Regions from separate parts of the Homo sapiens genome. Here region 2 is linked to region 1. A link is an interaction called in ENCODE POLR2A ChIA-PET data of the cell type or tissue named here. Cell type or tissue: Panc1. All regions are shown on one strand.

Region 1 (8,000 bases):
ATCACTGATTTCCCTTGGCCTTCCCTCCCACCACTGTGCACCAGAGGCTGCTAAGAGCCCAGGAAGGAGGATGACCTGAGTGCAAATCCTGGCTCTTTTTCTCACTAGCAGTGTGAGCTTAGGTGCATCCCCTAAACGCTTCAAGCCTCAGCTGCCTCCCTGCAACCGTTCCTGCAGGCGAGATGCTCCTTCTTAGCCCATTGAGCACCCACAACAGTGTTTGTCTCTAGCTCCGACCCTGTGCCCGGGCTAGGCTGGGTCCTGGGGCATAGTCCCATCCCAACAACCCCATGAAGCCAGGGCTCTTGCTATTATTCTTTCCATTTTATAGATGAGGAAACCGAGGCCTGGCGAAGTCATATGAATGAATGGCTGGGGTCAGACACTAGTGTGAGGCAGAGCCTGGGTTTGAACCCAGATCTCTGTAACGCCAAGGCCCGTCCAAGGTCCATGAGTCCACCTCCTTCCAGCTGCTACCCCCGTCCTGGTCTAGGGAAGAGCCCACAGGCTTCTTCCTCTTCTTCTTCTTTGTTTTGTTTTGTTTTGTTTGAGACAGGGTCTCACTCTGTTGCCCAGGCTGAAGTGCAGTGGTGCAGTCATAGCTCACTGCAGCCTCCACTATCTGGGCTCAAGTGATCCTACTGCCTCAGCCTCCCAAAGTGCTGGGATTACAGGCGTGAGCCACCAGGCTCAGCCCCCACAGGCTTCTTGACATCTATTCACCTCCAGAAGCAGGACAGTAGCAGTGGAGCTTCAGAACTAAGCAGCTGCCTGCTCTGGCCTCTTTGCTCCCTGTCTGCCTCCCTGCTGTGCGCATGGCTGTGTGCGTCCACGCCCTTGGGAAGACTCTGCCCACTTGATCTCTGAGGCTGGCCCCTCCCCTCCGTGGACAGGGGATGCCTTCCACCTCTGCAGCGGCTGGCACTCCACACCCGCTAGAGCCCCACCCCCACTGCACAGATGCAATCACCAAGGCCGGGGATGAGCAGGGGCTTCTCCAAAAGCCTTCTCTGGGCCTTGGTTCCCTCTCGGTAACATAAGAGGGTTGGACTCTCCCCCATCCCTTCTCAGATCCTCCTGTCTCTGTCCCCACAGGCCCTTGGTCCCTTGAAGCTCAGCTGAGAATGACTAGGAAGATTTCCAAACTGCAAGGCATTTTACTCACCCACCAGGTCCTGGCAGAGATGGGCTGATGATGCCAGCTCTCAGGGGCTCAGGGGTTACAGGGGTGGACAGACAAACAAACCACCATAGACTTGAGGTCACTGCCTCACATCGGGAGCATGACGGTGAGCCGGTGAGCCGGGCTCTAGGTGTTTCACCTGTGTCCCCTCCTCTAGCTCCAGGCAAACCCTACAGGGTAGGACCACTAATCTTCCACCTGCTGCTCCCTCTGGCTGGAATGCTTTTCCCCAGATTGGCCTGGCTTGTGCCCCACCTCCTTCTGGAACGGACCTCCTATCCCAGGTCGCAACTCCTTCGCCCAGCTTCCTCCTCTGCGGGCCCGCTGCTCCTAGCTGAGCGATTATGTGTGCCATTCCTTTATTTTATTTATTTATTTATTTACTTGAGATGGAGTCTCACTCTGTCACCCAGACTGGAGTGCAGTGGTGTGATCTCGGCTCACTGCAATCTCCACTGCCTGAGTTCAAGCGATTCTCCTGCCTCAGCCTCCCTAGCAGCTGGGATTACAGGTGCCCGCCACCAGGCCTGGCTAATTTTTTTGTATTTTTAGTAAAGACGGGGTTTCACCACGTTGGCCAGGCTGGTCTCAAACTCCTGACCTCAAGTGATCCACCTGCCTCGGCCTCCCAAAGTGCTGGGATTACAGGCTTGAGCCACCGTGCCCGGCCCATTACTTAATCTTGATTCTTGTCTGTCTTTTGCACTAGGACTTGAGTGCAGCGAGAACAGGGATTTGCTTCCAGTTTGCTCACTGCTGCTATTCTGGTGCCCAGAGCGGTGCCTGGCACGGAACAGATGCTCAGTATTTAGTGAATGGACACCCGTTTCACAGACGAGAAAACTGAAGCCCAGAGAGACTCTGCCAGCTGCTGCGAGCTCAGGATTCATCAGCCCCGCGAGAAGCCCACAGCAAGCCCCTCACCCTCAGCCCAGCCCTGGCCTGAGGCCTTTGTTCCCCCTCTGGCCTGCTCTAGGTGGCAGTGGTGGTGGGCAGACAGTCTGCCCAACCCTGCTCCGAAACCCAAGGCTGGGAGGGGCCACTGGGAGCGGGGAGGAGCCTGATTCTTCCCCCTCCCCTTCCCGGGCTACCCGCCCCCTCCTCCAGCTGGAAACTTGACACCCGAGGCCCATCTGCCGCTCTGCCGCCCGCGGTCCTCCCGCCCCTGGAGGCCGCTGGGCCGGCGGCTGCAGAGCAGTGATTGTTCCGGGCTGAATGGGCAGGCCTGACGCCCACGCCAGGTGCACCATTGTGAGGGCTCCGACACCTGCCTGGCGGGTCGCATGCCCCGCCGGCACAGACCCTCACCCGCCTGGCTGAGAGGAGCCGCCCACTGCCTCCTGCGAGTGGGGCTGGGGGTCCGGACTCCTGCTTCTCCCCAAGGGAAAGCACCCCCGAAGGCACCCCGAACTCCTGCCTGTCTGGGGCTGCCTCCCCGGCCCCTCCAGCCCCCACCACCTCCCCTGTGCCTCCCTCGGCCTCTCAGCCTTGGTGAGGAGGGCATGTTTTGGAAGTCAGTGGTGCTACCACTTTCTGGCTGTGACGGACAAGAGCCACAAGCTCTCTGAGCCTCAGTTTCTCATCTGTAAAATGGGGGTGATCACAGAACCCACACCATAGGAGCATAAGAGGATCAAAGGCTTGAGTCCGTGGGCCACGCTTAGCCCATAGTGGGCGATGGAGAAAGCCGGCTCTTCTTATTGAGACCTCGCAGTGTGCAGACGGGGGCCCAGGGGAGCTAGTCTCAGCCCCCGGCAGGCCCAGCCCAGGGAGCCCCCAGCCTGCCCCCCTGCCCGCCTCCCCTTGCCCGGCCTCCCGCCCGCTCTATGAAAATTTAATGCCGGGTAATGACAGTCTGGGCTAATGAAAGAGGCTTCTCTTCTGGCAAAAAGAGAAAAACAAACAAAAATCAACAACCTGCAAGGGGGCATTAACTTTTCATGAGCTGCTCTCCCCACTGTCACCCCCCGCCCTGGCTCACCCGGGCAGCGCCAAGCCCCCTCCTTCCCCTCTTTCCCCTCCTTCTTTTATCTTAGAGCTGGGGCTGCGGAGCCAGTGGTGAGGTCGAGCAAACTGGAGGGGACCTGGATCTTTTGGGGGCATCTTTCTGGGGCTCTTCCGCAGGGCAGCTGCCAGCCCTGGAAAGGGAGGAGAGCCCCCTGAGGGCTTCTGCAAAGCTGTATTGGGCTCTGGGATGGGGATCCAGCCTTCAGAACCCTCTCTGGGGAGTGGGTGGTGGGTGGGGGAAATGCAACTCAGAGTGGGTGGGGCTCAGGGGCTCAGTGGTCCCATCTCCCATCCGCCACCAGCCTCCTCTGCAATGCGAGGCCTTGGCAGCTCCACTGTCTCTGCTGCCAGCCGGGCTGGAAGTGGTTAGAGAAAAGGGCATGGGGCGTCTTGCGCTCCCTTTCCCTCTCTTTGTGGTATCCTGGAGAGCCATTGGCTGCTGCCTGTGATATCCTGAGAGATGCGACAATTAATTTTCTTTTAATCAAGGTCGGATGAAGTAAATTGGTGCGGTTCTGCAGCCCTTCATTTTCTGTTTTTGCAGTGATGCAAAACAAATATGATCAAATTATGCTTCTTCTCACCTTATTGAATTAGGAAGCATGACTGATCAGAGGGGGTGGAAATGCTCTATACCATGCAGTGCCACCCCCCCCCGCCCGTGTTCCCCTCCTTCCCTGCTCTAGCCTCAGTCTCCCTGGATTCACTGGCACTCAGAGCAGGTTTGTCTTCCCCAGGGACCCCAGGGTGTTGGAGGATAGCACCTGGCACCGTGGGTGCTCAGTGAATGAGTGAATGAATGAATGAGTAAATGAGTGAATGAATAAGTGAGCGAGTGAGTGAGTGAATGAATGAGTGAGTGAATGAGTGAATGAGTGAGTGAATGAGTGAGTGAATGAATGGGTGAATGAATGAGTGAATGAGTGAATGAATGGGTGAATGAGTGAGTGAATGAGTGAGTGAATAGGTGAATGAGTGAGTGAATGGGTGAATGAGTGAGTGAATGAATGAATGAATAAGTAAATGAGTGAATGAATGAGTGAATGAGTGAACAAATGATTGAATGAGTGAATGAATGGGTGAATGAATGAGTGAGCAAATGAGTGAGTGAATGAATGGGTGAATGAATGAATGAGTGAGTGAATGAGTGAATGAATGAACGAGTGAATGAGTGGATGAATGAGTGAGTGAATGAGTGAGTAACAAATGTGCTGGTCTTGAGAGAAAGCCAGGTCAGGCTGGGAGAAGGACTCGACTCGCTTTGGTGAAAGCCAGAGTCCTATCAGCTCAGGTTCTCTCTAGAACTTCACTTTGTTTCTTCATACAATTTATCACTGTCTGAAATTAGCTTGTTCATGTGTCAGCCGACATGGGTATTGCTGTGTCTCCCTCTTGGATTTGTGCCCTGCGAGCTCAGGCCTTATCCACCCTGTTTACCCCAATGCCTGGCACATAGTAGGTGTTCAATAAATATCAGTTGAGTAGGTGAATTATTTTATTTGTTTATTTTTTGAGACAGGGTCTTGCTCAGTCACCCAGGCAGGAGTGCAGTGGCATGATCATGGCTCACTGCAGCCTCGACCTCCCAGGCTCAAGCAATCCCCTCGCCTCAGCCTCCCAAGTAGCTGGGACTACAAACATGCACCACCACATCCAGCTAATATGTAAATTTTTCATAGAAAGGGGGTCTCACTGTGTTGCCAGAGCTGGTCTCGAACTCCTGGACTCACGCGATTCTCCTGCCTCAGCCTCCCAAAGTGCTGGGATTACAGGTGTGAGCCACCGCACCCGGCCTGGGTGAATGATTTTAGTACATCCTGATTGAGTGTTCGGGACTCCTCCTGATTCAGCAGGAGGAACAGACATGGACAATACCAAGGCCACGTCCTTGGCACCACACAGAGATTTGAACTCAGAGCCATCAGGATGAATTCTGTGTGGTGGAGTTGAGGTGATATTTGAGCTGAGTCTGGAAAGGTAAGTAGGAGCTGGGCCCAGGGACAGGCAGGGGGACGGTGGGTGCAAAGGTTTGTGGTCAGCAATGATAGTGTTGGCTTGGAGAGAGGCTGGCTGGCCTGTCAGGAGAGGGAGGCTGCCCCAAAGGGCCAGGTGGTCAGCCTGGCTCAAATCCCAGATTCCTTCTGGGACTTCCTGGATTTTCTGTCACTCTCTCTAAAGTGAAGATGACAGTTGACACCCCATTTCAGAGTTACCTGGAGAATGAATGAAGTGACCCCATCTGCCAGGTGACCTCATGCATGAGGCACTCAGTCAATGTTAACCTGTAGGATCACTGTCAGCTTTTATTTCTGTTATGAAAGGCAGGCTGGGGCTCGATTGGGAAAGGCCTTCAATACCACACAAAAGGCGGACAGGGCAGACAGGTGCGTGGGCTTCCTGGGCTTGCCATGGACCCAGCCCATGATGCTCCAAGCAGACCAGGCAAGTTGGAAATCTGTAAATAAATCTATCTTGCAGGTACCAAGAGACCTGGCTGTTTAAAGAACCCCTGTGAGCAACTTTCTCTAAAGCAAAGACTTTCTGTAGAGTGGATTTTACCCCTGAGTATATCGGGTTAGCAAGTCAAGAGTCAATTTCACTTACAGCAAAGCTGCCTTGGGTGCCTTGCTACCTGCTATTCTTGAGTGTGCTGAAATCTTCTGACCCTCCACTGTGGCCAGAGTCCTGTCCTAGGTAATGGGGGTGGGAAATGATTATACGGTCACCACCTTTGGGGAGCTTAGAGCTAGGCTCTAAGCTCACATCACACATAATGATAAACCCATGAAGAAATAACCATGATGCGGCCAGGCGCGGTGGCTCACGCCTGTAATCCCAGCACTTTGGGAGGCTGAGGCGGGCAGATTACTTGAGGTCAGGAGTTTGAGAGCAGCCTGGCCAACATGGCAAAACCCTGTCTCTACCAAAAGTACAAAAATTAGCCAGACGTGGTGGTGGGCACCTGTAGTCCCAGCTACTAGGGAGGCTGATGCAGGAGAATCCCTTGAACCAAGGAGGAGGAGGTTGCAGTGAGCCAAGATCACACCACTGCACTCCAGCCTGGGCAACGGAGCAAGATGCTGTCTCAAAAAAAAAAAGGGAAAGAAAAGAAAAGAAATAAACATGATGCTCACACACACAGAAGAAAAAGACAAAAGAAGACCAGAGAAGTTACCCAGCCACACAGAGGGCAGAGATGCTGATTTCAGGGCCCTGGGGTGGAGGGTCAGATGGCTCAGGGAGGCACAGTGGTGCAGGGAGGCTGCCTGGAAGAGGCCAGAGAGTTTAAAATAGGGGTTTAATGGGAATCTGGGTTTAATGGGAGCGCAAGGGGGAGGAGTTCCTGGTGGAAGGGGAGTCCCCTGGGGAACCCAGCACTGAGACCAGCCCCCAAGGGCATGTGGTCAGGTGAGAGTGCCCATATCTCACTCCCGAGAGCAAGGCCTGCTGTGGAAACGCTCCCTGAGTCTACTCCTCAGGAGCCTCTGGGAAGCCCCCTCTGAGCACCCCAGGGCCCACTGGGCCCACAGTGCCACTTTTCTGGGGCGCTGCCCAGCTGTCAGATCTTAGGATTAAAAGGCTTGAGGCTCACGCCAGTGCCAGTCTCCAGCTGGACTCCGGGCAGCCTGCTGTTACAGGCAAGCTTTGGGCTTCCCCACTCTGTCACATCCAAGCTGTGTGACCTCTGGCAAGTGACTTGACGTCTCTGGGTTTGAATGGGATGAAACCTCACGGGCCTTGCTGTCTGGCCCCAGCAAATTCTTTGATCTCTCTGGGCCTGCCCTGCCTCAGGAGAGCCAGCTGGCTGGTTCTAGGTTGCAGCTTGGACGGGGGTGTGAAGAGGTCAAAGGGGGGTACCTGAGCCCTCAAGCAGATGGGTAACCCTGGGCATTGCTCCATGGGCCTCCCCGATGCATGCCTGCTGTGCCCGTGGGGCCGAGCCACAGCCTGTGGGACCAGTCTCTGGGTGGGGAACTTCTCAGCAGGTGAGTCATCACCCCTGGGGTGCAGCCAGTGACCCAGATGGGGCAAGATCATGACATATATTTATCTCTGTCATCTCCCAGTGCCTCCCCTTCCCCTTCCTCTTCCTGTCCTCATCCCCTCCTCCAGCCATTGGGTGGGCCAGGATGACACTGACTACTCAGCCCCTGATCTCACCTATCCTAGACAAAGTCTATGGTTCTTCTAGGCCGCCTGTCTCTTCCTCTGTAAGTTTGACAATGGTAACAGCCGCCATTAATTGAGCCATTAGCAATTACCAGCAGCTTTGCATACACTAAATTGAACCCCTCCGTTTGTGGGGTGAAGCTGTTGCTGTTGCTATTATTATTCCCATTACACAAGTGATTACAAGGAGGATCAGAGAGGTTGTGTGGCTTGCCCAAGGTTCCAGAGCTAGGGGTGGAGGGGCTGGGGTTCCAACTGGGCTGCTCTGGTGCCGGGGCTCATGATCTTCCCACGATGCTTTGTGGAGTTGTCTTCACGGCTCCCCTCCTAACTCCCTAGGGTTCCTCTCGCCCCCCAGCGCCCCCTGCCCCAGGAGCTGCCACCTGGTTCCCATTACATTGACTTGTCCCAGGTCCCAGCCCATCAGCTGCTGACCTGATCACTCCATCCAGCTGGTGTAATGGGTTACCTCTCTCCGGGAACTTGCTAACTCTACCAGAGGAGTTACAGATGCTGCTAGAGACACCGCCTGAATCCCAAGGAACACAGGCCAGTAGAGGGGAGAGTAGAGGGCAGGCCCCTCAACATGCTCTAGGACAGAGGGTGGGAGAGGGTTTCTGGGGCCATGCCCCCTGGTAGC
Region 2 (8,000 bases), 180 kb after region 1:
TTGCCAGGTAGGCCCCTGGGGAGGAGCCTGCCGTGGAGAGAAGGTGGGGGGCCAGGACTGACCGGGCACTCTGAGGCCATTCGTTTGATATCTGACCTCTAGGGCCAAGGTAGCTGCCTCCTCCCATCCCCATCCACTTCGGTCCCTCCACCGCACCGAGGGCTGCCCTGCACGCCCGTTTGGGAGCCTCCCTCCGCTCTGTGTAGTCCAGGCCACACATTCCCTCAGCAGCCTGTGCCCCCAGTTAGGGCCGGGGTCCCGACGCAGGGCCTGGCCACAGGTGAGTGCAGCTCCCCCAGCTTGCCTGGGTCCTGCTGTCACACAGAGCCTTGAGTAGGGTGCAGGCCACCGTGAAACTGTCAGGGCTGGGAAGGTAGAGGCAGGCCAGGTGCAGTGGCTCATGCCTGTAATCCCAGCACTGTGGGAGGCCAAGATGGGAGGATCACTTGAGGCCAGGAGTTTGAGATCATCCTGGGCAACAGAGTGAGACCCTATCTCTTTAAAAAAAAAAAAAAAAAGAGAGAGAGAAAGCGAGAGAGAAGGTGTGGGCTGTCGTCCTCTCTGACACAGCCCAATGCACTTCCCCAGTGAGGCTCTGACACCACCTGACTCCAGACCAACCCCTTTCCATCCCAAAGGCAGTGGGATTGGCAGTGAAGAGCCTTTGCCTCAACAGATTCCCCCAAATCACACAAATAACACCCCCCGCCCCCACCCCCCCACCGCCTGCCCTCTGATGGGGCAGCACCCAGCGGCTGGCGCCTGTCTGTCCGCAGATCTTCCAGGTTCCTCCCGCCCGCTCTGTCTCTCCGCCTCCACGTCCCACTCTGTCTCCGATCCCCTGTCCTGCTCTGTCTCTGTCCACCCCCATCCCACTGTCTCCGCCCCCCTGTCCCACTCTGTCTTCAGCTCTGCCCCGTGCTGTCTCCTCTGTGGTATTATTATTACCATTATTATTAGTGCCTCCGCAGATGGCCCTTTTGGCCACTTCAGCCTAAATATTTGTTTGCACGTGGTTTTCCCATTACAGTATGGGGTTTCTCTCTGTGTCTCCTGCAATCTCACTTCAGTCTTGGAGGGGTACAGGCGGGCTGAGTCACACCCTTCTCCACAGTCGTCATGGTGTGGCCTCTCCAGAGTGGCCTCCCCACGGCCGGCCGTCACCGAGGCTGTGGGAGCCACGTCCCAGCGGCCCTGGGGCCTGGAGGAGGACGGGTTTCCTGGGAGGCAGCACAGGTTCCTGGCGGTGGCGGCGGCGGCTGGAGAGTGAGCTCGTTGCTGTAGGAAGCCAAACAGATGCTGTGCTTTAAAAATTCATAGCTCTGCACTGTTTCAAGTGTCAGGAAAAGCCCAGGACAGAGAGAGCCCTTTAACACCTCTCAGCATCAGAGCCCGGCTGGCCCAGCCAGGGTCTCTGCACCTGGCCAGAACTGGGCGGGCTGGGAGTGGGGCAGGTAGCCCCTGCAGAAAAGACAGGTGGGCAGCCGAGGGGGCGCCTGCCTTCCCTTCCATCCCAGGGCTCGGGCCCCATCTGTCTCCCCCTACTTTGACTTTTGGCCACCTCAGTGTTGTCCTGCCCCTTTCTTGGGGCCAGGCCTCTTTGCCTCAATGGGCCTGGGATTCCCGCCAGGCCCAGTCACTTGCCTGGGCCTCTGCAACTTCACCTCCCCTCTGCATCCCATACAGGGCCCGAAGAGTCCTCCCTGGGGCTGGGGCTGGGGCTGGGGCTGGGACTGTCACCCACAGCAGGGCCCTGACCCCACCCCTCCTCCCTCCAGGTTCTCGGGCAGCCAGCACTGTGGCCACATCCACTGTGCCTACCAGTACCGCGAGCACTACCACTGCCTTGACCCTGAGTGTAACTACCAGGTACGGCCACAGCCAGATGGGCTCCGCCTCTCCGCCACCAGCACAGCATGGAGGCGCTTAGAAGTCGGCAGGCGGGGACGGCAGTGGGGGGGGTTAGTTCTAGTTGCACCACCCAAACTTGACTTGAGCAGGTAGAGGGCCCGCAAAACCACCAGCCTGCCCACATTCCCCGATTCCTGCCGACAGAGCAGCTCCTACGATTGGGGGCCAGTGACCTCCCAGTGGTGATCATTCCAGTCCCCTTTGACTGAGAGCCTCCCACGTGCCCAGGGCCATGCCAGCCAGCCTATGAGCCTTGCCTAATTGACTCTTTGCAGTGGCCTTAGAAGGTTAGCATTACTGCCCCATCTTAAAGATGATAAAATTGTGGCTCAGCCAGAGTGCCACTGTGCCCAAGGCTGCCCGCCAGTGAGCGCGGGGCTGGTGAGTGGGGGGAGAGTCAGGGCAGCCTGCGTGGGGTGGCTCCCTCTGGCTTGCCAGGGATCCCAGCCTGCCTTAGTCCAGAGGTGCACTGGGCGGGATGAGCTGTCAGCATCAGAGCCCCTGCCCTCAAGGCCTGGCCCAATGCATCATCTGTGCTCCTGGGGATGGCCACTGGGCACCTAGGGGAGCATCGGGGAAGAATCTATGGTCCTAGAACCTTTGGGATGGTTCCCTCCAAGGGCTGATGTGCCTGCCACTGGCCTTGGACAATCTGGGCTGCCTTGACCCCAAGCAGGGTTCTTTCTAGGGAGACCTGAGGCCAGCACCTGGCCCAGGTGCTCTTGGCATATGGGAGGAAGGGCGGAGGGGGAGCTCAGGCTCCTGCCCACGTGGCGCTGTCTCCTGGCAGAGGTTCACGAGTAAGCAGGACGTGATCCGCCACTACAACATGCACAAGAAGCGCGACAACTCCCTGCAGCACGGCTTCATGCGTTTCAGCCCGCTGGACGACTGCAGCGTCTACTACCACGGCTGCCACCTCAATGGGAAGAGCACCCACTATCACTGCATGCAGGTGCCTCCCGCACCCGGGCCCACTGGGCAGCTGCAGGACTGGCCCAGGCCCTCCCGGCTCTGAGCCCCCCACTCCCAGAGGCAGGGCTGCCCCATGGGCAGGGACCCCAGTTGATCAGGAGCCTCTCTTTCCCCTGGCCCAGCACAGGGATGGCCAGCGAGCCAGGAGGGTCCTGGGGGTTCAGGCTTGGGCAGCGTCTGGTGGGCCAGGGTGGGGCCTTCCCCATGGCCATACTTGGTGTGGATGAAATTCAGTGAGCTGTTTATACAGATGGACATTTTTCAGGCTTTAACACCAAGAGCAGCATTGCAAATGATTCCTGAGGAGGTTTTTGTTTAATTCTTTGTTTTAATGCCACGCAGAGTCTGGGCTTTTTCAAGGTGTCAGGGCCAGGAGGAGCGACTTTGGGTTGCAAATAGCAGCCCTATGCCTCCCCCGGTATTTGTCAGGAGTTGTTATGGCCTCTGTGAACAACCTGGGCCACGAGGAGAGGGGGGCCACCCTCTGGGCTCTGAGATGGTGCAGACACTGGCACGGCCCAGCCTACGAGAGTGTTCGGATTCCACGGGTTTTTACTCAATATGGCAACGTTGCCTTCCTGGCCCAGCTGGGGTGGGGTGGGAGGGCCCCGTGCCCAGGGACTGTCCACTAAGCAAATCCCTGGGCTAAAGGTGACCTCCAGGGTCCAGCCCCTGTCCACCCACTGAGGGTTTTAGAGGTAGGGCCATGGATTGGAACTCAAAATCCAACTCCTGCAGGATGCAGCTCCCTCCCCTGGGCCAAAAAGTGCCCTGAGTCTCCGGAGATGCCCTGATCCTCAGCACAGACGGAGCCAGGCTCCAGCAGCACTTGGTCCCTCTGTGGAGGCCTGAGGGGCTGTTGGAGGCTTTCTACTCTGCTTCCTACATCAACATCCCGAGGCCTCCAGTTTGAAGTCAGAGGTGCCAAAGCTTCCCTGAGCAGGGAAGTCAGTGGCCCCAGCCACACACAGTGGTGTCGACCTCGGCCCAGGAGCACCTGGCCTCCGTTCGCCTGACCACCATCCCGTCCTGTGCAGGTGGGCTGTAACAAGGTGTACACGAGCACGTCTGACGTGATGACCCACGAGAACTTCCACAAGAAGAATACCCAGCTCATTAACGACGGCTTCCAGCGCTTCCGAGCCACCGAAGACTGTGGCACAGCCGACTGCCAGTTCTACGGACAGAAGACCACGCACTTCCACTGCAGGTAAGCGGGAGCCTGGTGGGGGCCTTCGTGGGCAGAAGCGGGGAGGGAAGGCAAGGACCCAGGCTCGTGGGACGGCTCAGGCCCCTGCCTCGGTGTCCAGCCTGGGTTTTCCACCCGGGGGACTGTCCCTCCCAGGGCCATGGTGTAGCAGGGTGGGGCCTCCTCTGGGTCTCATGACAGGCTCCCAATGTCCCATCCAGGCGCCCCGGCTGCACATTCACTTTCAAGAACAAGTGTGACATCGAGAAGCACAAGAGCTACCACATCAAGGACGATGCCTACGCCAAGGACGGCTTCAAGAAGTTCTACAAGTACGAGGAGTGCAAGTACGAGGGCTGCGTGTACAGCAAGGCTACCAACCACTTCCACTGCATCCGCGCCGGCTGCGGCTTCACCTTCACCTCCACCAGCCAGATGACCTCTCACAAGCGCAAGCATGAGCGCCGGCACATCCGCTCCTCGGGCGCGCTGGGGCTGCCGCCCTCGCTGCTGGGCGCCAAGGACACGGAGCACGAGGAGTCCAGCAACGACGACCTTGTTGACTTCTCCGCCCTGAGCAGCAAGAACTCCAGCCTGAGCGCCTCCCCTACCAGCCAGCAGTCCTCTGCGTCCCTGGCTGCCGCCACTGCCGCCACCGAGGCTGGGCCCAGTGCCACCAAACCTCCCAACAGCAAGATCTCGGGGCTGCTGCCCCAGGGCCTGCCTGGCTCAATCCCCCTGGCCCTGGCCCTCTCCAACTCGGGCCTGCCCACCCCCACGCCCTACTTCCCCATACTGGCTGGCCGTGGGAGCACCTCCCTGCCTGTGGGCACCCCCAGCCTCCTGGGTGCCGTGTCGTCTGGGTCAGCAGCCTCAGCCACCCCTGACACACCCACGCTGGTCGCCTCGGGAGCTGGAGACTCAGCCCCCGTGGCTGCCGCCTCTGTCCCGGCACCACCCGCCTCCATCATGGAGAGGATCTCTGCAAGCAAGGGCCTCATCTCGCCCATGATGGCCAGGCTGGCTGCAGCTGCCCTCAAGCCCTCTGCCACCTTTGACCCAGGTGAGCAGGCTGGGTCCTGCCCAGAAAGCAGGCACCTTCTGGACTGGGGTGGCCACCTGGCCTCAGGCTGCAGAGCAGAGTCGGGGGGTGTTTGGAAGAAGTGTCCGTGTGGCCCCTGCTTGCCAGCACCCCCTCTTTGCCTGATCTTCGCCCCCATCCTGTTGGTTTCTATGTGGGGCCCCTGGTTCTGGCTCCCCACAGTAGGGGGGCCATGCTTCTGTTTCCCCATCTGTGAGCTGGGGGCGATGGTCCCTGCCTCCTCGGCTGCCCTGCATCCCTGGGGCCACTGCAGGTCCCCCCTCCCTGTCTGCTCACCCTCCCACATCCCAAGTCCACCCTGATAAGAGCAGGCCCAGGGCCCCTGGCGTGCCGAGCGTTTCCTCCAGCTGACCTGGAGCAGGGCCTGCGTCCAGCCCAGCGGTAGTGGGGCTGCACCTCACACCTGGACACCTCCAGGCCCAGGGACGCCCTTCCCAGGCTCCCTCCTCCATGAGTGCCATTGCAGTAGGACTTTCCAGGCCTTGGAAGCCTTCTATTCTGCAGTGTTTGACTTGGCAGCCACTGGCCACGTGTGACTGTTGGTGCTTGAAGCTGGGTCTGTGATTGGGAAGCGGGATTGTCACTTTAAACAACCACACTTGGCCAGGGACTGCCACGTCAGACAGAAAAGGGCCAGAGCCCCGGAGTTGCATCTTCCTTCTTCACGCTGGTTCACTGAGGGGCGCAGTTCTCTTTCCTGCCTTCCTATAATTTCATAAATATCCATTTTAAAAAAATTTCCCTCCATTTTTCTCTGGATTGGGGTGAGGGTGTTTTCTGTTTACCTCACTCCTCTCCCAGTTTCCCTGCTCTGGGTAGTTCCTATTTGTTGAATCCTTGAGGAGAGTTCCGTTCACATCTGGGATGTGGCTCATTTCACTTATTCATTCAACAACCACTGATGCTTGCTGAGAGCCAGGCTCCAAGCCGGGTGCTGGGGACACAGCAGGCGGGACGCCAGACAGAGCCCCACGCCGTGGAGCCAGCAGACGGTCAGGGATGGTCTGTCCCGGGCACATGGCTAGGAAGTGGTGAACCAAGGCGCTGCCCGCAGGAGTGGGGCTCCTGGGCCTAGATGCCCTGTTCCCATTCGAAACCCTCTCAGAACCAGCCAAGACTGAGGGTCCCTGTGGCCCAGTCTGGGGCTCTGCCCACACCTTGCAGAGGCTGCCAGTGCTTGGCAGGGGAGCTGGGCCGTTTTCCTGGGACCTTGGGCAGGTGACTTTGGAGAGCTGCTGGAATGTGAAGTCCCAAGGTCTGAAAACTCTCACAGGCCCAATAGGACGCTCATGCCCGGTGGCCGCGTGGAGGGACCGCCTCCTGGTCCAGGCATGGGTGGGGCCTCGCTGGCCACGCCCTTCCAGCCAGGTGCCTGATGGATGGGGCAGGGCCCACTCCAGGGCCACGTGGGCTCGGTGGCCAGACTGTCAAGTACTTTGTTTTCATTAGAAAAGTCTCCTTCTCCCAAAAGAAAGATCAAGCACAGGGGAGGGGGCCGTTTTATTTTTTAATAAAATGCCACTTGCTGTTTCTGAAGCAGCACTCTGTCAGCTACAGCACCTTGGGGCAAATTCATATTTCCGTCACTGGGGGATTGTAGGGGAAAGCTCGCTGGATGGCCCTGTCAGCAACTTCTTTTACCCCTGCTCTGCTGGCCTCCTGCGGCCTCACCCGCCCAGCTCCCTTCCGGACCCAGCTCGGCCCAGCCTGGCCTCGTGTCCCTGCCCCGGATAGCTTGACTGCGAGGTCACCCGGTGTGGCCGCTCTGATTGGCCATCGGCCCCATCGCCCTGACACAGCAGAGGCCCTTCCTGGGCATGCTCCGTGCGGGGGCCGTCACCCCAGCAACCGCGGGCTGGGGACCACAGAGGGGCCCTCCCAGTCCAGATCTGCCACTTTCCCTCAGCATTAACAGAGTCTTTAATAAAAGCCTAAGCGGCAGCCCCACAAATCGACTGTGACAGTTGGTGGAGAAAATGAAGGGCCCCCGCCCCCACCCCAGCCCCCTCCCCAGCCTCCCGCCCTTCTCCTCCAGGAGGCCCTGAGCCAGGACAACTTTGACATAATTTTGCAATAATTATCACTTGAAGAATTGCCACACAGGAGCGAGCGTCGCGAGCGATCACGTCAGCGGGAGAAGCGCTGACCAGTAGCCGGGGCCCACCCAGCCCACTGCCCTCCCTCCAGGGGGCACGGCGGCTGTCTGTGCCCGGGCCAGGCCTTCAGCCCCTCTGACGCATCTTCCCACCCCTCCCCTGCAGGAAGCGGGCAGCAGGTCACCCCAGCCAGGTTCCCCCCGGCCCAAGTGAAGCCGGAACCCGGTGAGAGCACCGGCGCCCCAGGCCCCCACGAAGCCTCCCAGGACCGCAGTCTAGACCTGACTGTGAAGGAGCCCAGGTGAGGCGAGGCCCCCTATGGGAGCCAGCCCCGGGAACCACACCTTCGAGCTGGAGCCCCGGGGTGGTCCCGCCCAGGCAGTTGCAGCGGGCTCGGCTGGAGCCCCAGGGTCGGGCAGGGAAGGTGAGCCCCAGGGCCCAGGCCCCGGCCGTCTGAGCTCAAGTCCCTTGGTTTGTGTGTTCTAGCAACGAATCAAATGGCCACGCAGTCCCGGCAAATTCATCTCTTTTATCCTCGCTTATGAATAAGGTAAGAGCCATCCATCACACGCCTCCCGTTCCCCCACCCAGAGAAATTAAAGCTGTGCTGGGGGGTGGGGGGATGTGTTTGTTTTTTAATGTTTTGCCTCTAATAAGATGAGTTTGTACCATTTAAATTTTGAGGCCATTTTTCATCGGATATAATTTCAGAGCCACTGCTTACAAA

The links. Peaks named below come from ENCODE experiments on the same cell type or tissue, not always from the same donor. Only the 100,000 strongest peaks of a DNase experiment are listed, where the experiment ranks them.
Region 2: POLR2A ChIA-PET joins it to region 1 with 11 read pairs; 2 of 35 experiments call an interaction of 5 or more read pairs at or near these places.

What each region holds. Positions count from the first base shown.
Region 1 is chr1:10,830,367-10,838,366 of GRCh38, reverse strand. No RefSeq gene overlaps it. Among named protein-coding and RNA genes, the nearest start is that of CASZ1, 38 kb to the right of the region's middle. RefSeq lists an enhancer at 1-221. In Panc1, no CTCF peak of the experiment used is centred here; a DNase peak (open chromatin) is centred at 4,386.
Region 2 is chr1:10,650,515-10,658,514 of GRCh38, reverse strand. CASZ1 (castor zinc finger 1) reads left to right here. Exons shown (of 21, transcript NM_001079843.3): 7 at 1-7; 8 at 1,779-1,869; 9 at 2,702-2,866; 10 at 3,924-4,096; 11 at 4,297-5,138; 12 at 7,439-7,574; 13 at 7,760-7,823. Among named protein-coding and RNA genes, the nearest start is that of CASZ1, 140 kb to the left of the region's middle. RefSeq lists an enhancer at 2,652-3,309. In Panc1, no CTCF peak of the experiment used is centred here; no DNase peak of the experiment used is centred here.